Linked DNA regions of Mus musculus: regions 2, 3 and 4 are each linked to region 1. The links are chromatin loops, found by intact Hi-C in ENCODE. Cell type or tissue: heart. All regions are shown on one strand. Each heading gives the region's core, and the rest is flanking DNA. Links, peaks and the distances in the headings are about the cores only. Region 1 has its middle 16 kb from the start of Klhl8. Region 2 overlaps Aff1 (AF4/FMR2 family, member 1). Region 3 has its middle 13 kb from the start of Aff1. Region 4 has its middle 22 kb from the start of Gm25721.

Evidence for each region. Peaks named below come from ENCODE experiments on the same cell type or tissue, not always from the same donor. Only the 100,000 strongest peaks of a DNase experiment are listed, where the experiment ranks them.
Region 2: a loop joins it to region 1, with 6 times the contacts of the local background. A loop is called at or near these places in 23 of 42 quality-filtered maps.
Region 3: it touches region 1 in a loop (4-fold over the local background); 2 of 42 quality-filtered maps call a loop at or near these places.
Region 4: it touches region 1 in a loop (4-fold over the local background); 17 of 42 quality-filtered maps call a loop at or near these places.

The regions. Positions count from the first base shown.
Region 1 is chr5:103,923,500-103,931,771 of GRCm38, forward strand. No RefSeq gene overlaps it. Among named protein-coding and RNA genes, the nearest start is that of Klhl8, 16 kb to the left of the region's middle. In heart, for the core only: CTCF peaks have their summits at 3,100 (motif pointing right) and 4,092 (motif pointing left); DNase peaks (open chromatin) are centred at 4,092 and 4,402; H3K4me3 peaks cover 611 bases; H3K27ac peaks cover 522 bases.
Region 2 is chr5:103,851,912-103,860,183 of GRCm38, forward strand. It overlaps Aff1 (AF4/FMR2 family, member 1), which reads left to right. Exons shown (of 20, transcript NM_133919.4): 20 at 1-3,411. Among named protein-coding and RNA genes, the nearest start is that of Gm42139, 29 kb to the right of the region's middle. In heart, for the core only: a CTCF peak has its summit at 4,572 (motif pointing right); a DNase peak (open chromatin) is centred at 3,890; H3K27ac peaks cover 262 bases.
Region 3 is chr5:103,739,111-103,744,110 of GRCm38, forward strand. It overlaps a transcript of Aff1 not described here. Among named protein-coding and RNA genes, the nearest start is that of Aff1, 13 kb to the right of the region's middle. In heart, for the core only: a CTCF peak has its summit at 2,470; no DNase peak of the experiment used is centred there.
Region 4 is chr5:103,676,229-103,684,500 of GRCm38, forward strand. No RefSeq gene overlaps it. Among named protein-coding and RNA genes, the nearest start is that of Gm25721, 22 kb to the left of the region's middle. In heart, for the core only: a CTCF peak has its summit at 4,318 (motif pointing right); a DNase peak (open chromatin) is centred at 4,303; H3K27me3 peaks cover 273 bases.

The DNA.
Region 1 (8,272 bases), core at 1,839-6,838:
GGTGTGGCTCAGATTCAGGGTGGATCCTTCCACCCTAATCTAACTAACAATATCTCTCTCAGGTGTGCCCAGTTGCTTGGGTTTTAGTTGATTTTGGATGGCTGACAACCAAGATTGGCCATCACATTATGTTTGGCTAATCTAAGATTTTAGATAGCGTTTATCTGCGATACCTAGATTCAACTAGAAGTCTGGCACGCCTAATATGGCTGCCATGTGATCGGTTCTTCACGCCCCATACTTAAGCACTTCAGTTTTAGAGTTAGCATACAGTGATGAGATTCATTATACCATTTTCATACATGTGTTCCTGCACTTCACTGTCTCCCTAGCCCTGCCCTCTTCTATCTCCTCCTGGCCATCCTCCCATTTCTTGTTGCTCTCCTCCCTCCCTCCATAGAGTGACACTCTCCTTCCTCCATAGAGTGCTGCTCTCCTCCCTCCCTCCATACAGTGCTGCTCTCCTTCCTCCCACCATATAGTAGTGCTCTCCTCCCACCCTCCAAACTGTACCGCTCCTGTAATATCCAAAATGAAGTCAAGACCACCCACTACCTTCCCCCTTCGAAAAGGTCTTTCCAAATTGTACTAGCTAGCAGGCCAAGTAAAGAGCCAGATAAGGAAGCTGGCTGTCTAAACAAATGTAAAAACATAGTTTTGGCGGTCAAAATGATTAAAACTACAGCTGCCAAAATAATATTAGCTGTTCTCAGAGAAATAACCATAACAAAATAACAGTTCTTAAAAGAATCTCCCTACTCCACCCCACACTGAATTCTGAGAAAAAACAAAAAACAAAAAAACCCCACAAACCACCCTGACCTTGTCGATAGCTGTAACGTTAATAGCTAACCCATAAGTTCAAAATGTACTATTGCTTTGCTGACCAAATCATAATAACCCACCATAGGGGCAGGCACAGTGAGTCACTAGGCCAGAGGTAGTCACTGTGCAAACCAACCAATGTCTGAAAATGTTACTTGCTACACCAATTAGAATAAGCCAGTTACCCTGTTGCTCAAATCTGTCCCTTACAAAGGTATAAAATGTGTGTTCTTTCTTTGTTCTGGGTCTCTCCTCTGGCCTGTGTGCTGAGAGGGGAGTCCCCAACATGTTGGAATAATAAAAATCCTCATGCAGTTTGCAGCGATGGCTGTTTCTGTGGTCTTTGTGAGTGAGGGTCTTTTGATGAACTCCAGCATTCTCCTCCCTTCCTCCATACAGTGCTGCTCTCCTCCCTCCCCCATACAGTGGTGCTCTCCTTCCTCCCTTCATACAGTGGTGCTCTCCTCCCTCCCCCATACAGTTCTGCTCTCCTCCCTCCCCCATACAGTGGTGCTCTCCTTCCTCCCTTCATACAGTGGTGCTCTCCTCCCTCCCCCATACAGTGCTGCTCTCCTCCCTCCCCCATACAGTGGTGCTCTCCTTCCTCCCTTCATACAGTGGTGCTCTCCTCCCTCCCCCATACAGTGCTGCTCTCCTTCCTCCCTCCATACAGTGCTGCTGCTCTCCTTCCTCCCTACTGTCCTCTCTTATGTTCTTATGCCTCAAGAACATGAACTCCATATCCCACCTCCTAAGATCTCTTCCTTCCTTCCTTCCTTCCTTCCTTCCTTCCTTCCTTCCTTCCTTCTTTCCTTCCTTCTTGTGGTCCCCTTTCTACATTCATGACCTATATATGCATACACACATATAAACTTAAATCCAGATTCTGCATAAGAAAGAAACATAGCATCAACCTTTGTTTGTTTGAGTCAAAGTCTTACTAGTGGTCCTTACTGTCCTGGAATTCACTATGTAGAACAGTCTGGCCTTGGACTCAGAGAGATCTGCTTGCCTCTGCCTCCCAAGGGCTGGTATTAAAGGCATGCACCTCTACATCTGGCTTGGATTTGCCTTTCTTAATCTGTCTTAACCTGATTAGCATGATGTCCAGTTCTGTCCATTTCCCTTACACTTTCCATGTAAAAAGTAATTAGAGAATTCTCATTCAAGTTATAGCCTATTTCTCCATGTTCTGAGGCCAGAGCACATGCTGTCTTCAGTAATATGGTTTTACCACCTAGTTTTGGCAAGCAGTCAACACTTAATGGTAAGTTGTTAAAAGATCTCTTTTAACAATCTTGCTTTCTAATGGCATATTTTGAATGGATAGTAATAAAACTGACCAATCTTTACTTTGTAGGCTGAGCTTTTTATATCTTCTTTAAGAGATTCTAAGTGGCTATGGTGGCACAGGCCTTTAATACCAACCCCTGGGAGGCAGAAGTAGGTGGATATCTGTGAATTCAACTTTGGTCTACATAGTGAATGTTCCAGGCCAACCAGGGCTTCATGGGGAGACCCTGTCTCAAAACAGGAGAAAGAAAAGAAAAGAAAAGAAAAGAAAAGAAAAGAAGAGGAAAAAAGAGAAAAGGAACCCCTAACCTATAAGTGGCATACACTTATAATAAATTACTAGGTTGTATAATTAGAACTTAGTACATTGAGATCCTGGTATCACAGCAGGAAGTAGAAGAGACAACAGAATCTTGTCTGTGGGACATACAAATATTCTCTTTAAAATTTCTTGGTTTTACATCTTATATTTATATATGGAGTTTTTATATGATATATTTTGATATATAAAAATTTACAGCATTATCATCTGTGTTCATTTTAGATAACCCACAGGAGAAAGTCAAAGTATTTCAATTTCTTTTCTTCCTTTTCCCCTGTGGTGCCAGGAGATCTAAACTCAAGGCCTCACACATGCGTGAAATCCACAACTTAACTGCATCCTCATCCCTTTTTGTTTTTTATTTATTTATTTATTTATTTATTTATTTATTTATTTATTTATTTATTTATTTATTTATTTATTTTGTTTTTCGAGACAGGGTTTCTCTGTATAGCCCTGGCTGTCCTGGAACTCATTTTGTAGACCAGGCTGGCCTCGAACTCAGAAATCTGCCTGCCTCTGCCTCCCGAGTGCTGGGATTAAAGGCGTGCGCCACCACGCCCGGCTCTTAATTATTATTTTTTAAATATGAATTTATTTCTGTGTGTGCCTGCGTACGTCTACCACATGCATGCAGTACCCACATCGACCAGAAGAGGGCGTGCGACCTATGGTATTAGGTATGGGTGCTGGGAACTCACACAAGTTTCTACAAGAGCTGCAGCAAGGGCTTTTAACTGCTGAGCTATTTCTCCAGCCTGAATGTATTACTATTTTTAATTTAAAATTTAAAAGTACACTATTCTGCGTGGCAAGAGGTGGAGTGCATGCACATCACAGTCAGTGTGTGGTCAGAGGCAACTTGTGGGAGTTAGCTCGCCTAGGTGGGTTTCTGGCTACAACTCGGGTCGTCAGGCTTGTTGGAAAGTGCCTTTACTCTCTGAGCCATCTTGCTGACCCTTATTTTACTTATTATTTTAAACATTATTCCATGAAAATTTCTTCTTTTAGGGGGTCTCCAAGATGTCTTCATCATTATTTAGGCATCTCATAAGCTAAAAACCCCCAGACAAGCCGACTATTTGCTATAGTCAGCGCTGCATTCTCTCCTGCAAGGATCTCTCCTTTAGATGCAGAAACGTTGTGATGTATTTAAACCGCCAGGAGAAGGCATAAAAATATCCCGGACTACCATTTAAGATGAATTGGATAGAGAATATTTGAGAAAGTCGTAATTATCAATAAATTATCACTCAGTGTGGGCTATATAGCTAATGAAGCACGAAAAATTACTCTGTATCGCTGGGATACAGTGAGGAGAAAGAGGGAGGAAGGGAGGGAGAAGAAGGGGAGAAAGAGGGACAATATTTCAAAGTGTGTATTTAAATTATTAAATTACTATTATTTCTATAATAATACATATTATATACAATATATAATAAGATATTAATTCTATTATTAAGCATGGAGAGTAGCTAAGAAAGGGCCTATTCTCAAACTGCAGAGTCCACTAGGTCCTAATGTCCTCCTGGAGTAAACAGGACCAGTCAATTAACTAGCCCAAGAACGGTCAAATTTATTTTTGGAACTGCGTAGTGGAGAAGGGATTGAGTGCCACTGAATAATTGGTAAACGCTCGGAGCGCCCTCTGCTGGACGGTCTTGGTAAAGGAGTAGTAGTGAAGGAAATGAGCTCATAGGCTCAGAAGGAAAGTTTAGAACAGCGGTTAGGCTTTTGTAAAGGTCTTCCCACCTTCCCTTTAGTGAGCTCAAGCTCTGCTCCTGCCTCAGCGTCTTCGGCGTAGGCACCGCGGCGCACGGCACACACCAGTATATCCGCTTTACGTTTCTTTTCACCGTGATGAGTTCAGTTCTCTCAGCTCAGCACTCTGAACTTCTGGCGGATCCCCAGAGCCTGCACAATTTGCTTTCAAGAACATGCAACTTTCTCATCCAATACAGTCCCTTCTTTTTAGGTCCTCTGCTGTAGTTGGAGACTTTGGCTCTTAAACGCCCCTCAAAGGCACATGTGGCAATGACTCTATGCCTGCTGTGGTGATACTGGGGTGTGGTGGAGCTGTTAAGCAGTGGTGTAACCATGAGGGGGACTGAGGGCCCTGGACTTGTCCTGATCCTGTTTCATTTCTGGCCACCACGACGCCTCTCTCCGACGGAGAGACCTCAAAGCAGTAAATCGAGCCAAGCATGGACTTGGACTAGTTGGGCACGCGTCCACCGCCACTGAACTGTACTTTTGGCCTTTCCATCGGGATTTTGCACGAATAGGCACTTGGGTGCAGGGTTTACTCTGCTTACACTAGCGAGGCTACTCAGGACTTCTCAAGTGCTAGAAAATTGCTCTGTACTCTCATCCCTAAGACAACCGTAAATGTAAAAAATAAAAACTGGGATGTAGCTCACTGCTAGAGAGCGTTTGTAGATTGCTTAAGTCTTGGTGGAGTAACGCCAAAACAAACAATCCATAAAGGGTTTTGTTTTTTTAAAAATATATTGCAAATGTAAAATTTCTGGCATTCTGGACCTAGTACGGCTCTTGTGTTCACAAAGGCACAGGATCTATCTGGATAAGCTAGAGCCAGTACTAAGAAGCAGGCAGCTCAAATGCTGGGAGTTTTAGGTTGGTGGCTCCTTGGAGAGGGAGGGTATGGATAGAGGCAGGGCTGTGTCCCTGCTAAGCAGGAGCTCTACCACAGACCAGTGTCCCTGCTGTATCACAGGGCTGCCTCACAGTCATGGACTCATAATAAATGCGTTTTCTCCTCTTGCAAGAGCATCCCCAAGGAACCACTATAAAAGCAGGGGCAGCTCTGCTTTCCAGGCCCCACTGCGTACTTAGGAAGAGTGTTTTAAATCTGTTTTTCTTCAGAGCCAGTGGTCTTTGCTGCCCTCACCTTGGGCTCTTTAGTGGGCCCAGTCATTGCAAGTTCAAAGGGTCCTCATTACAGAATGAAGTATATTCCTGCTTCTTCCTGTGTTGGGAACCAAGGAGCTGAAATAAAAAAACACCAAGGAGACGTATATCCTGGATGTCTATGACAGTAATACCCTTTCAGGGTGCCTTCAACAGATAAAATGTGTTAGATTTCTAATGCTGTCTGGTAAAACAATTACAAGGAATTTGGGTGGGGTCAAGAGAGGTGGCTCAGGGGTGAAGGTGTTTCCACGTGTACTTGTCAAGCTTTACCTACACAAGCTAGAGTCACTCAGAAGGAACCCCAACAGAAGAATTACCGGTATCATGTTGGACCACGGGCACATTGATGGAGGCATGTTTTTAATTAATGTTGATGGGGGAGGGCCCAGCCCACTGTGAGTAATGCCACCTCTGGGCACGGGTATCCTGGGTATCAGAAAACAGGCTGAGCAAGCCATGAGAAGCAGGCGAATGGGCAGGATTCCTTTAGGGTCTCTGATCCAGTGCCTGCCTCCAGGTTTCTGTCTTGGCTACGCTCAAGGATGGACTGTAACCTGCAAGCCAAACAAACCCTTTTCTTCTCAGATTGCTTTTGGTCATGGTGTTTATTGCAACAACAGAAAAGCAAGCTAGGATACCACCTAAGCTGGATAATCTTGAGTCAGGTGGTAGAAGGAAAAAGCTGACCCCCCACAAGTTGTCTTTCAATAGCCACATGCACATTCCTTCATAAATAGTTAAAGAATGTTCAAAATGTTCGAAGGAAGGAAGGAAGGAAGGAAGGAAGGAAGGAAGGAAGGCAGGCACACAGACACAAGCACACTGGATGAAGCAGAAAAGGGCTACACCAAATCTTTATTTTTGCTTTCAGCTTTTTATACAAAAAAGTCTTCTATGTAAGAAAAAAAATGCCTCATAGATAAAATGTTACACAAAAGGGAGTTACAGTAGAATGCAGATTATAAGTTCAAAGCAGTGTTTCATTCTACAGGCTCCTTATAAGTTGAAAGCCACAGTTTCATATGATCTTGATTTATCACAGTGTACACCTGTGGCCTCATCCTTGGCCCTGACCTAGAATGAGTGTTTTTCTTGATCATTAATGCATTCAAAGCTTGTTTTACTTTCCTACTGCAATTAGCCCACAACACATGGAGGTTTACAGGGCTCTATTTGCAGCTTTTATTCTATAGGGGACTTGAGAATAGTTGTATCAGTTTAGGAGTTCTATAAAATCTTTATCAGGAATTATGAAACCATCAATTCATCTAAGCATTACTACATGAAAGTTCATCTTCAGATTGATTCTGCAGGAAAAATGCCCAATAGAGTGTTGCAGTAAAACTCTCTATCCCAAGTAGCCCAGGCAATGAAAACAACTCAGGTAATATGAATACATGCTGTGTGCCTAGATTGGGCAGATCTACCGCTACACTACCATCTTCTCCATCTGTGAGACCCCTTAGAACTTGTGGTTTCTCCAGGCCATGTGCTTCTGCTCTGCTTTTCTTCTTCTTCCTCTCCCTCTTCCATTTTCTCCTTCTTCTCCCCCCACCTTCCGTTCACCTTCCCTTTTTTCTGCCCAATCATCAGCTCTCCTTTATTTTACAAATTAAGGTGGTAAGCAGGTTTACAGGAAATCACTTGAGTGCTGACTCATTTCTTGTTCGAAGCCACTCACAGGAGAACGGAATTAACATCAAATATAATTAGCCCCAGGGCTATCCACAATAGGGCTAATACCCAGGAAATCATTAAGCTATGTAATAGAGGCAGAAAAGGCATCTCAGCAGTGAACAGCAATCTTGAATTGAAGTCTCTGGGGTCCTCACACCCATTATAGCCATCGGAAACAATACTGGTATGCAAATTCTTCTTGGTATGCAAAAGTTCTTCATGGTTTAATTTCTGTTTTCCCCGTGAATAGCCAACATGTGTACTGATGGCAAATCTTCAGGTAAATGTGTAAATCTTAATTCTTAACTCTTTTTTTTTTTTTTTTTGCCAAGCCCTGTACTGGAAAGACGTCCAATAACAACTCAAGAAACCCTGCATTGTATTAGTTTCTTCTAGAGAGCAGGGTGAAGGTCCCCTCTACCACCACAGCAGAAGGCTGAGGAGACATGGTAGAAGTTACTGAGAGGTTGTAATAATGTCAGCAGTCTTTATTACAGAAAAACACCCTTGAGTACTGTTGATAGCAGCTAGCTTTGTACTATTGAGTTGCTGAGTCTCTCTCTCTCCCTCCCTCCTCTCCTCCCTCCCTCCCTCCCTCTCTCCCTTCCTCCCTCCCCACCCCTCCCCAAAACTCGTAAAAATAAAAAACTTGCATTTTCTTTTCTGGATGCCTCTGGAGAGAAAGTAAAGGCCATGGTCATTATAAATAGCCTGGAGGCCCCTGGGTCGACCCCAGCGCACTCTCAGAGGACCCCGAGTCACCCCTAGTGCACTCTGACAGGCCCCTGGAAAGGGCAGGGAGACTTATTCACTCACGGCATTAAGAAAAACTGGACCACACTTGTTATTTATCTTATTTTGAAACATAGCTTCTCAATGTAATCTTGGCTGCCCTGGAACTCACTGTGTAGACCAGGCTGGCCTCCAGCTCACAGACATTCACCTGCCTCCCCCCATGCCCCACCAGTGCTGGCATTGAATGTGTCCACCACCATGCCAGGTTATTTATTTTCTTGATGACAGTGTTCTAAGTGAAGTGAGATGGAATCTACTTTTGATTTGCATTTCCCTGATAGCTAAGTGCTGCAAACTAACCCCCCTTTGGGTCTCTTATCTGCGAGGAATGGGTCTCTGGTTGCAGGTGGGTGAAGGAGTCAGCGAATGACAAACAAAGATGACATGAGAGAGCATGTTGAATCTGAGTGTAGTTTGTCAAATCGA
Region 2 (8,272 bases), core at 2,020-7,019, 71 kb before region 1:
CACTATCATACACCTTCAGTCCAGACCATCTTCTAAGGTATCGTGACTTGATGAGGTTGAAGAAGATCTGTGACCTTCCCAGGCTACACCCCACCCACAGTAGACCAGGTTCACTTAGATGGGAAGTGAAGAATACACTCAGAATTCACACCTGCCCGTAAACACAGGCCTTTCCTTGAGACTTCAAGGTTACTACTGGAATACTCTCAAGTGTTTTTAAAAAGCCAGTTCTTTTTAATCCCTTCTAGAAAGAAAGTAGAATTTGCACATGTTCACCATGGAGGTGTGTTACGGCTCCCCCTGCCTCTCTTTCCTGCCAGCCATGCTTGTCTGTGTGCATTTGGAGATTAGTGGAGATGGGAGACCCATCTTTCCTTAGTGATGATGTCTGTGGTCCTTGTGGTAACATCAGGACTTTCTTGGTACCTTGGTTAAATCTACACAGGGTCTCTAGGTGAGTGCGATACCAGGTTTTTCAGGGCAAACTGTCTGTGATACTCCTTGGTCTTCTCAGCCTTCTCTCCTGGTTTGAATGAAGCCAGAAAATGGCTACCTTGTACATATCTGAGTATAGACCAAGACGGTGATCCAGCTAAGCCCTTTTCTTTATTGATATTCTGAAGCCAAGCCATGTCTGACTGAGTCGAAGTGTATGGTAGGTGGTCCCTAGCACAGTGGGGCTTGTGGGCTCATCAGGATCTTTTCTCCCACAGCCCTGCATCCCTTGCAGCCTGTTGGTTGTAAAATGGCTATGATCCTTGTGAGAGGTTCTGGCCTACTGAAGTTTTGCCAGAGCATGTGTACATCCTGCCAGCAGATCACTGTGCCCCTTGCCTGGACAGAATCAGCCAGTGTAGGAAGAACAGGCTGCCTCATTCTTTAATGGGTGGGTTTTCTCCTCAGTTTTATTTGTACCTTGAAAACCAATGCAGTTGGACAGGATCCGTTTGTGCCAGTTTGGTCTGTAGCTATTGCACTGCTGGTTTTCCCACAACACTGCACCTAGAGAGCATGAGCCTTGTCTGTCTTCTTCAGGGGAAAACCCCAGGGCTGTTCTGCGCTGCTTATTGTAAAACCCCGAAGACTCAAATTTTATACCATCTGCACAGTTCACTGTGTGCTTAAACTTACCAGAGGCAAATTTTCCCCTGAGGTGATTATTTTGGGAGGACTATAACATTAGCCCCTTTGAATATCTGATGTTCTTAAAACCATGGAAGAGCATCCACCTTATGGGGGGGGGCAGCATTTAATGAATGAATCTTCCATTTGCCACTACAAAGGGTGTGTGTGGCCCATCTGTCTGGGACACAAAGTAGAGGAACACAATAATGTTTTCTCTTTTGGAAAAAATTAAAATTAGATACATGTAAAAAACCCTGTTACTAAAACAGGTTGCCCTTGGTTAAGGTGCCTAGAGGGCAGACCACATGGCAGTAGGGAGGAGCAGGAGGGCCCAGCAAGTGCTTGCTAATGGTCCCTTACAAAGTGACATTTATTTTGTAGAGGTTCTGACAAATGTCTATCCATTCCCTGGACCACCACCACCCAGCCTCATCTGTAGGAAGTTTCAAACGGGCTCTTCCCCATCTTAATTGAAAATGTGCCTTTACTATGTTGATGTTAGGGACAGGACCTTAAGTCCTACGATTCCTGTTTGGTAACTTATAAAAGGACTTGTGCTCTTGAGCTGTGGTCTCTGATGCAGAAGATGAGAGATTCAGCTAGACGTATTTGTGCCTTTGCTGACCAAACATAAATTCTGAAGTTACGCTGTTTGTTTTGCTGTGGCTTTGAGTGGGTTCATGGGTTTTATATGTTTCCTTTCCTGCTTTGTGAAATTCGAGATGAGTTGGGCTTAAAAAATATTATATATATCTAAGATCTTTCCATACCTCTTACAGATTCTTTTTCTTCTTAATGACTTATTTCCCCCAACACTACGAAATGTCTTTGAAAATTTACCACTTCATCTGTTACCTTCTTCATCAATGGTTAGTATTTAAATCGCCTCAGAATGTTTTAGGGGCTCCTGTCTAAAACACAGAAGTGTAGGTTTTTCTCATTGAAGAATGAGCTATGGAGATGCGAGGATCAATTTTGATGCCCCCCTCCCCCTGCCTCTTTCCCCTGGTTTTGGCTCATTTGGAACTACTGGGCAAGAGGACTTTTCCTGTGGAAGGGAAGTGTAAGGACAGACGGGCATGTGTTGGGATTTTGGGATTTCTGCCAGGCGATCCTCCATATGCAGTCCAGTTTCCCACTTACTGAGAGCAGCTGTCTGGTAGCCGTGCCTCTTACTGATGCATTGACAAGCACCGCATCACCACATTTCTTTGAGCGACTGTAAAATTTCCTGGTTCCTTGGGGGTGAATCACACTCTGTTCTGTTCCGCTGTGCGTCAGACATCAGCAGTTACTGTGGTGGGCAGAGAAGTGCCTCTTTCCCTACCTAAGAGGGAGCCAGAGGACAGGAAGGAAGCGTAGAGCTCTCTGCAAGCCTGTATATTGCTATATTTGTCCCCATAGGACACCGGATTGAGGCTGGCGGCAGGCAAGCCGGGCTGCACTGTTGAGCTGGGGCGGGGGGAGGGGGGCAGAGGCTGACCTAAGGAAGATGAACTCACTTTGCTTAGATGTTTTAGCAATGCTCAGTACAGGCAGTATTACGTTTGCCTTTCATTCAGGCCATGACATGTATTGCTAAGAACACTGCACATCTCATGATATCGCGGGTACACTGTTCGTGGTGGGGTGTGTCCATGTGTGTCCCGAATTTTAATTTTTTTCTGAATGTGATCATGCTTTGGATGATACCTGAGCAGGGTTGCCTTTTTTTTTTAATTTATTACCATTATATATTATATTATATATTATATATTTTCTTTCTTAAAATGTTAGAAGTCAAATCTTGGTATTAAAATTGCTTTAAAAAGGAGTATGTTGTCAAGGTGATAATGAGAATCACTGGTCTGCCTTTAATGAGTTTTTCTTTATCATGGAATAATGTGCCAGCTCTGATCAGCACAGTGGTTTTGTGTGCAGGCTGGGGAAGCAGCCAGGCTCCCGGTGAAGATGCGCAGTGCAAATACGGGGAGCACCACAGATGTAAAAATCAGCATCAGCAGTGGAACGGCACCCCTGGGGCTTCTGTGAATGGGGTTCATCTGCCTCATGGGAGACTCTGAAAGGGGGCAGACGTGATCTGTGAGAGTTTTTTTTAAAAGAAACTGCAAAAGATCTTTCCAAAGATGATGTGCCACAGATCTTTTGTTTTTCTCTGTAACAAGGACTAAGTGCTGTCTTAGAAAAGGTAATTGACTTGTTCATCTTCACAATCTTTCCTTTCCACAAGATCAAACTGTAGGGAAAAAAAAGGATATTTAATAAAAATTTAGAGAAATGATTGGAGTTGAGCCTGTGGCTTTTATTTTGTTCAAATGAGAGGATTCTTGTTTGTTGAGCCAGGGTCTTTCTGGAGCTGACCTCACAAGAGTGAAATGTGAACTGCCCTTCAAATATGCACTGGGGCTTTCTGTGAAACTCAGAGTTAAAACACGATTCTTTAGGATTGACTTCAAAACTGATGGGCAGACAGACCATCCATACTCTATGGGAGGAGTTGATGCTTGCCTTAGAAATACCAGGCTTGCTTTAGTAACCGAGCAGGCACTGGGTAAGTGGCATCCGAGGAGTCCGGGAGCTCTAGGCTTGTCCAGGGCGATGCTAGGGCCCCAGGGTCCTTATCAGTATTTATACCTGTATCTGAAGGCACACAGTCCGCACACACATGCACTGATCAGTGACACAGGCGCTTTGCCATGGTGTGTGACACCCTTCAAAGGACAAACTGCTTATTTCCTTCTCTCCTTTCCTGAGGCCACCTGCTCACCTGCACATGTCCTTTCCCCGGGGCCTAGGAGCCTGTGGCAGCTGACACTGGGTCTCCACATTCACACTGTCTAGGTCAACTTTAGGACACTACTACACTGTTGTGAAGAGACCCTGGTGCTCCCTGCACGTCTGCGATTCAGGACACTGGTGCAGATGCCTCTCCTGAAAGGGTGTGGCGGGTCTGAGGCAGCAGGGCAGTCTCCGCCCTTCCCTCTCCACAGGCTTCAGCCACTCCACCTGTGTAAACCCTTACACCACTAAGGCCTTGGGGCGGAAGGTGGATGAAATCAGGAGCAGCCTTTTAGTGTTGACTTTAATGAACCTCCAGAGATTAGAGAGGGCTCAGGGACAGTGAGTGGGATGGCTCAGTAGGTGACGACGGCACTTGCCACTAGGCCTGACAGCCTGAGTTCAGATCTCTGGGTTTCACATGGTGGAGAAAACACATAAGTGGTTCTGTTCCCCGCCCCCACCCCACCCAAATAAACTTTTTAATTAAAGCCACCAGCCTAGTTTCTGAGGTAATAATGTGGTGAAGAGAAAGAATATTTTAAACCTGGGCTCATGTTGTTCTTAGTATGCTAACAGACAGGAAATACAAATTTTAACCAGCCAGTTTTGAAGCTAGGCTTCTCCTTAGGGCTAGGTTTCCCAGATGTAATGTGTACAACTGGACACTAGATGGCAACCGTTTCTTTTGGTATTAACCACAGTGACCCTTCACACCATGTTGAAAGAATTTAACCAAAGGTAATGATGACACCAGAGGTTGAAAGGAATGTGCAGAACTAGAAAACTTTGTGTTTCTGTGGGAATATAATGATGTGGCCTCTTTGCACAACAGTGTAGTAGTGTCCTAAAGTTAAAACCCAGTTCAACCCCAGAAATTCTTAGAAGTGGGGGAGTTGGGGGGAGCATCAACATTCACAGAAAAGCTGGGCCGCTTCCTGGGTCAATGGGAGTGTCCAGCAGACAGGGCAGCCCCTGTCTGTTGCCTTGAGGACAGCGGCCAGTGTCTCACAAGGACTTTGAGAGCAAACTCTGTAGCACCACAGCAAGGAGACACAAGAACTCTGTGTCCCATCATGCCCCGCGCCTGTTTTGTTCTCTGGCCTTGAGCTTGTGCTCATGTTCACAAAATAAAAACCAGCAGGCAGAAAGCAAGAATAGCACTGTGAGGAAAAGTGAGCCACTGGATACTTGGATTATCAGCTACTAAAGGAGTGTGAGTGTGTGTGTGTGTGTGTGTGTGTGTGTGTCAGTATGAATGTGTGTATGTGTATATGTAAGAGTGTATGAATGGCTGTGTAGGGGTGTGTGTGAGTGTGTATATGTGTGTGTGTGTGTGTGTTAATGTATATGCATGTGCATATGTAAGAGTATGAATGTGTGTGTGTGTGTGTGTGTGTGTGTGTGTGTAGTGCCCCCCAAGCATTAAAGAAAAATCAAAGCATTCAGCAAAAAAAGCCAAGAGCAGGCAAGATGGCTCAGTGCGTGAAGACACCTCCTGTCAAGCCTGTGCCCATATGGCAGAGAAAGAACTGGTGCCTGCAAGCTGTCTTCTAATCTCCATGCCCCTGCTATATGCACATGCACACACACACACACACACACACACACACACACACAACACATTCCCTGGGAAAGGAAGAAAAGAGGGGAATAAAATAACATGGAATTGAAAGAACACCCGTGGCCCACAGCTGCAGTGCTCAGAAGAGAAAAGCCTAAATCTGTGTCACAAACTGTACTAACTGTGCTAGCAGGACACACTCAAGGAAAGCCATGTCTACACATACCATGAAACACTGCACCACGACAGAGGCAGACTTTAAAAAACTTCAGATGTGCAGGGGACAGGAAGAGCAGGGTCCACAGAGGTCCATTAGTGCTCAAGGGAAACAAGGCACCAACAGAGTGCAAGTTACTCCTGGGTTCCCACAAAAAGCGCGACCTAGAATGGGAGCTGGCAGGGTAGTAAGGGCAAACAAACAAGCCTGAAGCAAGATTCCACAGCAGCACACCACCAAAGTAACTTCAGGAAAAACAGAAAATGGTCTGGGTAGAAACATCTCACTTGCAAAAAAAGGTCCGGATCCAAGAAACTGTGCGAGGGAAGAAAGGGCACAAATGGCAGTGTAGGCACCCATGGAAGACATCCAGATCGACCATCGGGAAATGGGAATGGCTGGAGGGAAAGCAAGCCACTTTATAAGACCGGGGCATGGACAGTTTGGTGTGGTGCTGCATGCCTCTACAGCACTGGGGATGCTGAGTCAGGAGGATTGCAGCAGGTTTAAGGCTACCCTGAGCTACATAGTGAACTCAAGGCCAACCTAAGCTACATAGCAATGCCTTCTCAAAAAACCCAAATATTAAAAGTGGTTCTGGAACAATAGTGATGATATTGGCGATATTTCTGAATTCTTTTAACACCACATGCGGCAGAAGCATTGAAGATACAAAATCCTTTAAAGGCTCTCAGAACCACAGCATCCCACTGTGTGAACCGCGTTCAATGGACTGACTGACTCTCCAGACCAGGGAACGGAGCTCCAGGGCTCACAACAACTTGAGAAAACCGGTTGGAAATGGTACAGTTCTGCCTCATTCAACAGCAGGTGAGAACAAGAGAGGAGATCTGAAACAGCTCTTGGGCACCACAGATACTAAGTAACCAGCCTAAGACTGCGCATGCACCACTGATACTTAAGTAACCACCCTAAGACTGCGCATGCACCACTGATACTTAAGTAACCACCCTAAGACTGCGCATGCACCACTGATACTTAAGTAACCAGCCTAAGACTGCGCATGCACCACTGATACTTAAGTAACCAGCCTAAGACTGCGCATGCACCACTGATACTAAGTAACCACCCTAAGACTGCGCATGCACCACTGATACTTAAGTAACCAGCCTAAGACTGCGCATGCACCACTGATACTTAAGTAACCAGCCTAAGACTGCGCATGCACCACTGATACTTAAGTAACCAGCCTAAGACTGCGCATGCACCACTGATACTTAAGTAACCAGCCTAAGACTGCGCATGCACCACTGATACTTAAGTAACCAGCCTAAGACTGCGCATGCACCACTGATACTAAGTAACCACCCTAAGACTGCGCATGCACCACTGATACTTAAGTAACCAGCCTAAGACTGCGCATGCACCACTGATACTTAAGTAACCAGCCTAAGACTGCACAAGCACCACTGATACTTAAGTAACCAGCCTAAGACTGCGCACGCACCACTGATACTAAGTAACCACCCTAAGACTGCGCATGCACCACTGATACTTAAGTAACCAGCCTAAGACTGTGCATGCACCACTGATACTTAAGTAACCACCCTAAGACTGCGCATGCACCACTGATACTTAAGTAACCAGCCTAAGACTGCGCATGCACCACTGATACTTAAGTAACCAGCCTAAGACTGCTTAAACCTGGGCATGGTAATTCACCTTGTCCCTCAGCATTTGGGAGCCTGAGGCAGGATCACAACTAGGTCAGCTTCAACTACAGACATCTTGTCTCAATAAACAAGGGCTGAAGATGGGGCTCACTGGGAGAGTAAGAAAGGCCCTAGGACTGACCGCAGAATTGCAATCAAACAAACCCCAACTCATCATGAAATCCCAGGTGACAGAACCGAGAAGGGAAGCAGATATCTCAACATACACTGCTTAAAATAGATGATGACCAAAACCTCAGTGCACACACACACACACACGGAAGAGCAATACGAACAGCCAAAGAAAAGATCTTGCTAGTTTGCTATGGTAAACTAATGTTATACTAAACACTAGCCTGTCCATGAATTCTCATATTCTCTCTCTCTCTCTCTCCAAGGAAACCCTTGTATGTAATTAAAATTGCAGATATGTCAAAGTGAATGTTAACAAAAGCATTCCATGCAAAGCTTGTGTCAGCAAATGACAGTCTTTGTCTTGTCTCCTGTTACTATGAAGAAATACCCTGACCAGCACCGTGTACACACACAGACATAAATAAAGGAAACAGCATTTAGTGGGTAAGCAAAGGCGATGGCAACCTGTGTTGTTGGGGAGCCTCTCACACCTCCCTGGCCAGTACCTCTGAGGGAGGCATCTTATGCCTTGCATGGTCATTTCCATTTAGGAGCACAATTGTCCATCCATACAGGTAATTCCAAACTTTTCCAGTTATTTTTTTTTCCAGCTATATTTTAAAGTTCGCTGAGAAGTGGGTTTGCACAAGGACTTTTTCTTAGCTCCTTGGTTTTGGTTAATGCACCCACTCCTCCTCTCTCCCGTCTCTTGTCCAATCCTGCTTTATCTATTGACCTCCAATAACCCTCTTCTTCCTCTTCCCTCTTCTCTGTAGTCTA
Region 3 (5,000 bases), core at 1-5,000, 190 kb before region 1:
GTGACCACACACCAGCTACCTGTCAGTTATTGAAGTGTCAATTTAATATGGAAAATTTCATTAATAAGACATGGTATAGAAATCTCACTTATCCAGGCTTGCGCACTCCTGGAGTTTGACAACATATATTGTTGCTAAGACTAGAGGGGAAGGGGCTGTATAGGTGATGGGAACACAGAATACCATCTAGCTCAGCGACAGTGAAATCGCTTCTGGTGTTGGTTCTGTTTCTTTGCATTTTCATTGAGATAAATGCACTGTTCTGTGCTGATATGTTGACTGCTGGGTCAGTCACTCATGACAAATGGCTGATTAAATGCCCCAGCCCTTAAACAAAATCTCTAGTAATAAGAGAGGCCAGGCAGTGGTGGTGCTCGCCTTTAATCCCAGGACTTGGGAGGCAGAGGCAGGCAGATTTCTGAGTCCGAGGCCAGCCTGGTCTACAGAGTGAGTTCCAGGACAGCCAGGGCTACAAAGAGAGAATATGGATTATAGGGAAGCTTGATTGAGACCTATTAACCCCATTTTAAAGGGATCCTGAACACAGCAGCTACATTTGAAAACTAACTGGACAGTTTGTACTGTGAATGGAAATTCATTAAGAAATGGGTATTTTTAAAGAGACTTTTTTTTTTTTAAATGTATATGAGCACACTGTTGCTGTCTTCAGACACACCAGAAAAGGGCATCAGATCCCATTACAGACGTTTGTGAGCCACCATGTGGTTGCTGGGAATTGAACTCAAGACTTCTGGATGAGCAGTCAGTTTTCTTATCCACTGAGCCACCTCTCCAGTCCCTAAGTTAATAGTTTATAATTTAATTAATCAACATTAAAATATTTTTGGGTGAGGTGATAGTACTTTGCTTGTCTCCACTTTTGCCTACTTAAAACTAAAAAAATAATGGTCCCCTGAATTCCCTCATATAAAATAAGCAAGAGGGCTCTGTGCTTTCTAGTTCATTCTGCCCTGTTTCTCCAGTTACCTAATTGGTAGTCCCTCTTGCTTTTCTCCCTGGACTCTCCTGTTAGGACACTGTGCAGGCTCCCACACTGCTTGTAGGCTCCCATTAAGCTGTGTGTTTGTAGCATAGAGACACTGTGTTCTGTTCCTAGCATATGCTGGCTCTGACATAGGACCTTGAGTTGGGAGTTGACCCAGGACTCGACAGCCTAGTGTCTGGAGCTGACAGTGACTCAGACTTGAGTGAAGCCCTAGTTCTTCTGTAGGTACTGATTTAGCACCTCCTGAAGGCTGCACAGCTTGTGCAAGGCAGCTAGACACCTACAGGGGGGATAAATCCAAAGATCAAAAGCTTTTTGAGGCAGAAGAAAAGTCAGGGCTGGGGGGAGTCCTCTCTGGAAGGCTGCACACTGGAGCTCTTTTTGTTTTTTTTCCAGACAGGCTTTCTCTGTGTAGCCCTGGCTATCCTGGAACTCACTTTGTAGACCAGACTGGCCTCAAACTCAGAAGTCCGCCTGCCTCTGCCTTCCAAGTGCTGGGATTAAAGGTGTGCATCACCACTGCCCGGCCACACTGGACCTTTTGAACCCTGAGGTCTCCCCAAGAGCAGATTCCGATTGGCCATTAGCAGGTTTCATCCATGAGCGTTGGACACTGGAGAAAAGTAATCTCTTGCCAAGCATGTCTTGGGTAACATGTTACAGCTGTCATGAAAGTTTATCAGGAAAAAAAATAGGGCTTAAGTCTTTTGGATAAGCAGGGTGAGACTGCCCAAAAACTTCTCCAAAAACTTGCTTAAAACTCCCAGAATAAAGGCATAGAGAATTGGAAAGGCTCCCCTGTTTAAGACAGGGACCCACATGTCCCAGAGTAAAACTGGTGTAGCTGACCTTTAAGCCGATTCTCCTGCTTCTACTGCCCAAGTGCTGGGATTACAAGCATTCAACAAGCCCACCTGGTTTCTCCCCTGGGATTAGGTACAACTGTTGGAAATGGTTACTGTATCCCTGGCTCTCTGCAGCTGTGCAGCTGTTTAGCAGGCAGATGTGGAGTGATATTGAAATTGTTGAGTAGCCCAGGGGTGCTACAACTTCCCAATGTTGCAACTCTTTTATACAGTTCCTTGTGTTGTAAGGACCTCCAACCATAACATTATTTTACTTGCTACTTCATACCTGCAGTTTTTCTATTGTCATGGATCATAATGTTTTCTGATGGTCTTGGGTGACTTCCGTAAAAGGATCATTTAACTCAGAGGGGTTGTGATCCACAGGTTAAGAACTGCTGGTGGCCTATTCAAATCCTAACTATATCTGTAATGTGACTTGTGGCTATGCTCCCTGAAACATCTGGTAAAGAGACTAGTATAGGGTCTTAATTTACTTTAAATAGCTTTTTACATCCTTATCTTTGGTCATTGGAAAATAGTAGGCATTTTGATTCTAGGCACTGAAATTCTTCTAAACCCAAATGTTTCCAGACCAAACCAACTCAAAAGTAATTTCATTTTGGTGTAATGTTCCAAAACATAGCTAGATGGCAGAAAATTGTTTCTAAAGATCTGGGACTATTTCCTCAATGAAAGAGCCTCCCCTGCGTGTGTGTGTGTGTGTGTGTGTGTGTGTGTGTGTGTCTTTCTGTCTGACTCTGTGTGTGTCTATCTTCTTTCTCCTGTGTCTGTGTATGTCTGTGTGTTTTGTTTTTTTTTTCAGTTTCATATAGGCTAGGGTGATCTTGAACTCCTGAATCTCCAGCTTTTCATTTTCCTAGGACTTGGATTTATGAATGCACCATTCTGCCCTGCTAACAAGAGCTTTAACGTTTTTGTGTGACTTTTTGGGTCCCATGTGCATATATGATGTGTGTGTGTGTGTGTGTGTGTGTGTCTGTCTGTCTGTCTGTGTGTGGGATTGTGTGTATGCACACATGATCATGAGTGCTACAATATAGAGTGAGATCACAGTCTGCCCTCTACTGCATGGGTTCCTGGATCTAACTCGGGTAGGGTTGTCACCTTGACCTACTGAACTGGCCTAACAACAGCTTCCCAAGAGAGGCTGTGGAGTCTCATGGTTCTGAGGCTGGACCCTGCTGTCAGGACCTTATCTCAGTCAGGTCCTTACCAGATGGTGACTGTGAGAAAGCTGGTCATCTCACCAGGCTCCTGTTCCTTATCTGTGTACCGCAAGGGTGGCCACACTGAGTGGGTGAAGGTTTGTGGTAGGGATTAATTATTAGTAAAGCACTTAGAACAGGTGGCTTAAGCTTAAAATTCTTACATATCATCCCTAACACATCACTTGCTGTTGATCTCAGACTTTGGTCTAAAGACACCAAGGGCTCACCCTCATGTCTAGAAGAAGTGGGCCTTTAGGTGAATTTTCAGGTGACAGCCCCATAAGTTACGCATTTTCCAGCATGAAGCTTGCCCTAGCTTTGGGGTGTCCTTTCCTTGTAGGACATTAACAAGTTTGTTATCAACAGGGAGAAGTTTCCAGCTGTGAGCTCACCTTGACCAAATTCTAGATGGATTAGCAAGGGACATACCTTCCATTAAGGGAACCTCAAAGCCTCTATTGCTAAAGCTTCCTTTCTCCTCTCCCTCCTTCACTTTGTGTGCTGGGGAAGTAATTCAAACGTGCTGAGTATTGCCAATACTACTCAGATTCCCACCCAAGCCCTAGGATCTCCTTAAATAGGCCTTATGTGTTTGTGTTTTCCTATATGTATGGGTACCCAAAGAGGTCAGAATAAGGTAGTTATGCGCCATTGTGGAAATGGAACTCAGGTCTTGTATTAGTCAGGGTTTTCTAGAGTCACAGAACTTACGGATGGTTTCTATATATTAAGGGAATTTGTTGTTATGACTTCCAGTCTGCAGTACAGCAATAGACTGCTGTGGACGGGAAGTCCAAGAACCTAGTAGTTGCTCAGTCCCATGAGGCTGGGTGTCTCAGCTGGTCTTCTGTATCAGCTGGAATCCTGAAGAGTAGGTTCCAGCAGAGGTGCTGGCAGTAAGTGCAAGCAGGAGAGAAGAAAGAATCTTCCTTCTTCCAAGGTCCTTAGGTTGGTTTCCAGGAGAAGGCGAGGCCCAGGTTAAAGGTGTGTACCACTGTGCCTGGATCTGGGACTTGCTTTGTCTCATGCTGACCTTGAGCTCAGAGATCTCTCTTCTGGGATTAAAGGTGTGTACTACCTTGCAAGGGCCTAAACTTTTCATGGCCACTATGCCTCAAGATCTGGATCACAAATGAGCCCTCCAATTCTGGATTGTAGTTCATTCCAGATATAGTCAAGCTGACAACAGGAATAGCCACTACAGGTCATCTGCAAGAGCAGCAACACCCTTACCCAAGTCAACTGATGGTGAAAATCTTTTTTTTTTTTTTAGATTTATTTTTTTTTTTTTTTTTTTTTTTTTTTTGGTTTTTCGAGACAGGGTTTCTCTGTGTAGCTTTGGCTGTCCTGGAACTCACTTTGTAGACCAGGCTGGCCTCGAACTCAGAAATCCGCCTGCCTCTGCCTCCCAAGTGCTGGGATTAAAGGCGTGCGCCACCACGCCCGGCTTTAGATTTATTTTTTTTATATGAGTACATTGTAGTTGTCTTCAGACACACCAGAAGAAGGCATCAGATCCCATTAGAGATGGTTGTGAGCCACCATGTGATTGCTGGGAATTGAACTCAGGACCCCTGGAAGAGCAGCCAGTGCCATTTCTCCAGCCTGTGAAAATCTTTAATTGGTTATTTAACTTTCTATTCCTTATATCCACTCTATTTTAAAGACATTTGGCATTTAACTAGAAGGTGGAGCTCCATATAATCTCCCCAGTACTTGGGACTTAGAAGCAATTCAAGTCTTCCTTGGTACACAGAGATGCCAGGAGTTGATGGAATCCCATTTGTGTGTGAGAGGCCAGATCTTAGCATAGTTCAGAAGCAATGAAGTGCTGAGAATATATGCATGCCCCTTCCTCCAAGGCAAAACATCCCCAAGAGACTTGGAAATATTTCCTACCTTTCAATTCTTAAACCC
Region 4 (8,272 bases), core at 2,014-7,013, 250 kb before region 1:
TGAATTTTGAGAACAGACTGGTTTACAAAAGAAGATTGCAGATCTCTGGAAGTTCCAGGACCCTGGGACCTACATAGAGAGACACTGCCTCAAAAGAAAAACAAAACAAAACAAACAAATAAAACCTAAACAAACACACACACACACCCCAGGGCTCAGCAAGCTGTCTCAACTTGTAGAGATGCAAGTTTCCAAGGTCAGTTTCCAGGTCCCACACACGTGATAGAAGGAGAGAATCCAGTCTTGCAGGTTGTCCTCTGACCTCTACCTGCGTACTCTGATACACACCGGCACATACACAAATGCATGATAAATAAGAAACGTAATAAAAAGTATATAGCAGATTTTATAATGTGAAACTACTTCTATTTCTAGTTAAACTTCAACAGCTTTGTAAGGTGCTTAAACAAAGCCCCACCCAGTAATAACCTTGACATTGCTGAAGGAAAACCTGCCCAGTGGGATAGCCTTCTACACACGCTAAGTCATTTTCCCCCAACCCCCAAGGCATGTCTATCTGTGACTGTGACCTCATTTGAGAATGATATTGCTACAGATGCCCTTGAGTTAAAATGGGGTCATACCAGACAGGATAGTTCCTAAATTCAGTGACACGTAAATGCAGTGACAGATGCCCTTATAATAGAGGGAAATCTGGACACAGACACATACGGAAAATTCCATGTGTTAATGATGGAGACAAATACTTGAGGGATATGTCTTGAGCCAGCATTCGCCAAGGGTTGCTAGAAGGCAACAGACACTACACATAAGTAAAGAAGAGGCCTCTCTAAGAGCCTGCAGAAGGAGCATAGTCATACTAACCTTACTTCAGATGTTACACCTCGAGAGCTGAGAAGCAAGGCACTTCTGATGCTGTGTGTATGTGTGTGTGTGTGTGTGTGTGTGTGTGTGTGTGTGTGTGTGTGTTTATGACACTGTAATTAGTCTTTGCAGCCCTAGGAGCATAATACATCTCTTTTGTTTGCAATGAGAAGGCGTGTATCCTTCCATCGGCTTGTGTATAGATGGAAACAATCCAGCCAGCCAGATGGTCAAAAGAGAGAAAAACCTGAAGTTGTGGCGCCAAAGAAGTATGGGAGTAAGGAGTGTCACGGGCCTTTCTTAGCAAAGACAGCATCGGAGAGATATTTATGTCTTTGTGAGTGTTAACCAAAGGAGACTCACTGTAAGCATGATCTTACAGAACAATATAACATACTCCGTAGAAGCCAAACAATCTTGTTCTTCTTACTCCCTGGGCTCATACACAATGTGTCCATGATGGGAAAGGTGGATTCTGGGCATGCGCTCTACGATGCAGACCAAGGCTGACCTGGCTAACACAGTTGCTGAGAGCGTTATTTGCCATCTGCAGACACCAGCCTCAAACCAACTCTTCTCTCCACTCTGTCCTTGACTGCTGCAGGAGGGAAGGCTATCTCTACACTCTCTTACATTAACGGAATCTCACCTCATTTGTGCGGGCTCTCATGATACAACCTAACCAATTCTCAAAGACCTTGCCTCCAAATACTGTTTAGTTTGGGGGTGGGATTTTCAAACTAGGAATTTGAAGGGAGACCACAGCAGTGATAAGACACCTTTAAGGACAGGGTTCCTACAAGCTTTGGCGTTTGCGTTAAGTCAGAGACTATTTTTCAACCATTTCCTCCACAGTGAGTGTATCCAGGTCTGGAAGTCAAGATGCGTGATCAGGAGAGACAGTTATTCATGAGCAGTCTACTCAGAAAAAGTCTCTTCTTGTCTTGGTAGCTCTGAGGTTTGCTGATCCAGCCATGTGGCCATGAGTGTGGAATATGATACTACTGCTTGCCTGTCTTAAGCTCCTCCGCAGCCTGGTGACCCGGACAGAAGGTCTCTGTACGGAGAGAGTGACTGCTCACAACCATCAAGAATCCCAACCACACTGAGGGGCTACTGTACCGTCAGAGCAGGAGTGTGTGTTACATCAATGCCCGGTAGGACATACTAATAGAAAAGTGTAGCAAACACATCACAAAGGAATGGAAAACCCATTGTCTGAGAGGTTAGGACACTTCATAGGCCAGCAGACCAGCTGAAATAGGAACGAAGGAAATAGGAAGTAGGCAGTAGAAAGAGAACACATCAGCTCCTTAGCTCTGGCCTCAGGACCAGCAGCAAAGACAAGGGTAGTTTCACATTCGTATTCATTACATGTGCGCTGATTCATAAGGATCCATTGTTATTTTCTTTTATGTCCATTAGCATTTTATGTTCAGGCTGCTGGGAGTTAGTTTTACGTCTCAGACTCTGGGAAACAGAATATCTAGTAGAAACAGGACTGAAATGAAAAGCAGTCAGTCTTTAGCCATCTGTGGTGGGGTGTGTCTTCCCTCATAGCACTTTCTGGGTGCAGGCAGGAGGATCAGGAGTTCAAGGCTAGCTGGGCTATAGAAACCCTGTCCTGCCCATAAACCCACCCCCAAAACCCCACAGGACCAAGGGGCCAAGGGTATGGCTCAGTAGGTTAAGACACTTGCTGCCAGCTGGGCATGGTGGTGCACACCTTTAATCCCAGCACTTGGGAGGCAGAGGCAGGCGTATTTCTGAGTTCGAGGCCAGGCTGATCTACAAAGTGAGTTCCAGGACAGCCAGGGCTACACAGAGAAACCCTGTCTCGAAAACAAAGCAAAACAAAACAAAACAAAACAAAACAAAACAAAACAAAACAAAAACAAAACACACACACACACACACACACACAAACAAAACACTTGCTGCCGAGCCTGAGTTTGGTCCCTAGGACCCACATAATTGACTCCTATAAATTGTCCTCTAATCTCCATGTATGGTGGTTTGAAAGAGATGTCCCCCACAGTCCAGACACTTGATATTTGGTTCCCAGTGGCTGTTTGGGGATGCCTAGGAGGTGTGGTCTTGCTGAAGGAAGTGTGTCACTGGGGGCGGGCTCCGAGAGTTGAAAGATTCACCCTCCTTCCAGTTGACTCTGCTTCCTACCTGCTGTTGGAGATGTGAGCCCTCATTTCTGTTCCGGTGTGTCCACTGCTCACTGCCACAGTTGCCCGTCCTGACTCTCATCCCTCTGGAACTGTAAGCCAAGTAAGACCTTCCTGCTCCTGGTCATGGTATTTTACCTCAGCCGCCGGACACACAAAATCAATTGATCAAGTTTAAGGTAGCCAGTGCTTGAGTCATTTCTTATTTTGAATGAAGTTGATCACTTCGGCCTTCGTGGAGCTGTTTGGTACTGGGTGTTGGAGCACAGAGATTGGGACATGCTCTACCGTGGAAGGACAACCCTCCCCACAGTTATTACCGCTTTTACTTATCGTGAAATATATTCGTATTTTGTGTAACAATCACTGTGCAACTTCTCGACTCCACCAATTTCTCTGTCATCCCAACTGAAGTTCTCTGTGTGTTAAGCAACCACCTTCCATTTTTCCTCCCGACCTGGGCTGTGGCAGCACCAGTCAGTCACCTTTGTGTTTAGATGAGTTTGACCGTCTGGTTCCATTGTATTTGTGGAATCATATAACAACACGAGCCTTCTTGTGAATGGATTGTGGGGGAGGGGATTGTTGGGGATTGAAGCCAGGGCTCTGTGCACACTAGCCCAAGTGGACTGCCACGGAACCAAATTCTTAGATCCTAGGTATGTGAATTTTTAAAAAAAGATTTATTTATTTATTTAATGTATGTGAGTACACTGTACTTGTGCAGACAGCTGTGAGCCTTCATGTGGTTGCTGGGGGTTGAATTTTTTAGGGCCTCTGCTCACTCCAGTCAACTCCACTCACTCAGTCCCTGCTGCTCACTCCGGCCCAAATATTTATTTTATTATACTTAAGTACACTGTAGCCTTCTTCAGAAAAGTGCATCAGATCTCATTACCGATGATTATGAGCCACCATGTGGTTGCTGGGAATTGAACTCAAGACCTCTGGAAGAACAGTCAATGCTCTTAACCACTGAGCCATCTCTCCAGCCTCCCAGAACTGAATTTTTAAAAACCATTTATTTTTCAAGGAATAATGGTGTATGTCTTTAATTCCTGGACTCAGGAGGCAGAGGCCAGTGGATTTCTGAGACCACGGTTAGCCTGTTCTACATAGTGAGATCCAGGACAGTCAGGCTATATAGAAAGACCCCATCTCAAAAATAAACAAGGAATGAAAAAAGTTTGTTTAATTTTTTATTATGTGTAGAGATGCATGCATGTGTGTTTTGAGCCTTTCAGCTCCATTTCCTTTTCCTGGTCAGAGAAAATTTCTTTGCCAGGTCATGCAATGTTGAGCCTTACCAATAGAGGGCACTAGAGAGACGCTGAGGGGCACTGGTTCCTCCCTGTCATGCTGGTTCTAGTAACTGTTCCTGTGGTGAGGAGCACTGCATCTTATTAAGTGCCCCAGGCTAGCCCAGAACTGACAATCCGTATTATTTCTTAAATTTTAGAAATATTTTAGTGGAAGACGGGTTGCCTAATATACGCAAGGTCAATTCCCAGCACTACAAAAATAAGTAAATAATGATAGTAAGCAAATTAGCTCGGTCTGCGTCCATTTCGATCCTTCCTCCTGAAGTGTCCACCGTATTAATATTTCACAATTTTTTAGGTTTCAATTCTGAGTTGTAACTGATCTAATTTTATTTTCATTCCTCTCTGCTTTAGACCTAGGGGCCTTTTCCTTTTTTAAGACTACATTAACTACATCTGGACTTTTTGTTTTCCTTCATTTCAGTACTTCCTAAAATAAACTTTATATATATATATATGAAGTAAGCAGTGGAAAGAGGAGACATCAGCACCTTAGCTCTGGCCTCAGGACCAGCAGCAAAGACAAGGGTAGTTTCGCATTTGTATTCGTTGTGTGTGCATTGATTCATAGGTATTAATCGTTATTTTCTTTTATGTCCATTAGCATTTCATGTTCAGGCTGCTGGGAGTTAGTTTTACGTCTCAGACTCTGGGGAACAGAATATCTTGTAGAAACAGGGCTGAAACAGCAATCAGTAGCCAGCTGTGGTGGGGTGTGTCTTCCCCCATAGCACTTTCTGGGTGCAGGCAGGAGGATCAGGAGTTCAAGGCTAGCTGGGCTATAGGAACCCTGCCCTGCTCCCATCCCCAACCTCCCAAAAAACTACAGAGCCAAGGGGCCAAGGATATGTCTCAGTAGGTTAAGGCATTTGCTGCCAAGCCTGAGTTTGATCCTCTAGCCTATACACACACGCACACATGCACACACACACACACACACACACACACACACACACACACACACAGTTGTTTTAGATAGGGTTTCACCATGCAGCTCTGTCCTGGAACTCACTATGTATGCCAGGCTAGCCTAAAAGTAGTCAGTTGTTCAGTATTGTTTTTGTTTCAAGACAGGGTCGCTCTGCATAGCCCCGTCTGTCCTGGTACTCATCCTGTAGATCAGGCTGGCCTCGAGCTCAGAGCTCATCTGCCTCAGCCTCTTATTCGGGGTGCTTGGATCAAAGATGTGCCATACCACACTCAGCATAAAAAAAATTTATTTTTAAAGTTAGTCCTTGTGTAATAACTCTTCCTTGAATTTGTCAGTTTTATTGTGGCCCCCCACATGGGTGAGTGTGTGTGTGTGTGTGTGTGTATGTGTGTGTTGTTGTTGTTTTCTGGAGACAGAGTTTCACAGAGCCCAGCCTCCAAGTCATTGTGTAACTGAGGACAACCTTGAACTTGTCCAGTTTATGCTCCCCCTCCAAGTTCTGGGATTAACAGCTTGTGCCACCACATCCGGCTCCTTTCTTCTGCCTTTGAGACTTGATCTTACTCTGTAGCCCAGGTTGACCTCTCCCACACAATCCTGCCTTTGTGTTTCTGGAGGTGAGCCATCGTGCCCCGATCAGACTTGAGGTGGCTCACTTCAGATGGTTTATTTTGAAAATTCTAGGCTCAACACTTTTCTGTTTTGTCTTGTAGCATTTAATAAATGTTACTGCCCTGCAGCCGGTGTGCCTGTAAGAAATCAAATATCACGTGTCCTGTTTCTAGAAGGTCTCAGAATGTCTTCTTCATTGTTGATACTCTTAAATTCCTCCATAATGTGACTAGTGTGGACTTTTCTTATCTCCTCCCTTTCAACCTGAAACTCGACTCTATTATTTACCAATATGCCTTCTTCCGGCTCTGTCTTAGAACACAGACTCCTGAGCACAGGGCACAGCCTCGATTCCTTCTAACTTCTTTTCCCGACTCATCTTCCATAAACTCTTCCCCTTGCTTCTCTATTCTTCTCTATTCTCCATATTTTCTTGCTGTATCTTATTCATTAGCATTCACTACAGGTTTCCCCATTTGGTTAGTTGTTGATGTTTAGAGCAGGTGTCAGCAAACGACAACCTAGCACCTGCTTTTGCAAACAACATTATCTCAGAGGAGTGGTCCTTTCAAGGATGTCAGCACTCTGGTGTTATTAATGGCTAAATTCAGTGCTTGTGAGAGAACACGGGTGACCAATGAAACTTACATTTTTACTAACTGGCTGTTCACAGAAAGCTCGATGGGCCTGGGATATATAGCTCAGTTGATATGTAGCTTGCCTAACATATGCAAAGGCCTGGGTTTGATCCCCGGTACCCCATAAAACCAGACAAAGCAGTGCATGCCTGCTATCTAAGAGCACAGGAGATCAGAAGGAACTCAAGGCCATTCTCTTCAGCTACAAAAAGGGTTCAAAGCCAGCCTAGGATACATTACAAACAAACAAACAAACAAACAAACATGACTTGGGTGATGCACACCTTTAATCTGAAAATTCAAGAAGCAGAGGCAGGTGTGAGCTCTGAGTTTGGGGCCAGCCTGATCTGTATAGTGAGTGTCAGGACTGTAAAAGCTACTCAATATCAAATAAAATAAACCTGCCCCCCCCCTTTCTTGAATGCTGCAATTAAAGACACGTAGCACCATACCCAGTCTTAAAACATTTTGCTTTAGAGAAAAATGTTTGAAAACCCCTATTCCAGAGTAAGATTTTTTTTCCTACTTGTCTTTCTAGCACAAAGACCTACAAGGTGCCTTGCCAAGGATAGTCCAGGATTATGGAATGACTAAATGAACAAGTAAATAAATAAATATGCTCTGAAGGACAAATACAATATTACGTGTATGTGTGCATGCATGCACACGTGTGCACATGAACACACTAGCCACACTAGCTAGAGACCAAATCCAGAGCTATGGATTCATCAGATAAGCCTTCTGTCACTGAACTAAGCCCACAACCTAACTGATTCTACTTCAAAAGGAAGGACTGAGAATATAGAATATTAGTGTGAAGGGCCAAAGTGTTCTGGCTTAAGGGACTAGAAACAGTACAAGACATCAAGATGAGGATGGGACGAGCTTTTCCAGCAGAGCAGAATGCGTCACAGAAAGGAAGCTGATGTTTTACCTATGTGGGGTCAGAGATTTTTGCTGAACACCCGACCAAACAGAGTGACAAGCTAGATACCAGCATCCCTTAGTCTTCCATTAAGGCAGGCACTGAAGATACGCACAAACATAAAGGAATTCAGCCACTTCATCAACTTTACTTAGAGTTGGGGGAAAATGGTTTTCCATAAAAATGTACTGTTTATCTTAACTTATAACTGGATATTTAAATTTTAGTCATAAATATTTCTTTTTCTTAAAGCAAAGACAAAAAGAACTACTTAAGAAACAGTCTTACCCCCTCCCGCCCCAAATAGGGGAATGGTGGCACACACCTCTGATCCCAGCCCTCAGGAGGCAAAGGCAGGTGGATCTCTGTGAAGTCCACATAGCAAATTCCAGGGCTACCTAGAGAGAGCCTATCTCAAACAACCAAAACCAAACCAAACCAGCCAGACAAACAAAAGAGTTGTCTTAGTTTAACCACAGCACTGGACATGCTGTGCATGTCTGGATTTTATTAAAATAAAAAGTTAAACCACACAGTTTAAAAGAAACCATGGAGCATCACTGTGGAAGACAGATTCGAGGGAGATGGGAGAAGCTAGGGCAGGGAGCAGACTGAGGAAGCAAGCAGGAGCCCACACTCAGTGCAAAGCTCACACTTACTAGTAAAATCGATGCCAGGTCACTAGGAACAGGGTGTCCTGCAATGTACTCAGGACCAAATCAGGATGGTTCTTTTAATGGCAACCATGTGTTCCCGGTCATGTTTGCATATCTTCCTTCCAAGTAGTCCAGATCTTCACTATCTGCCCGGAACCTATACCTGGCTTTCTATACATTTCATTC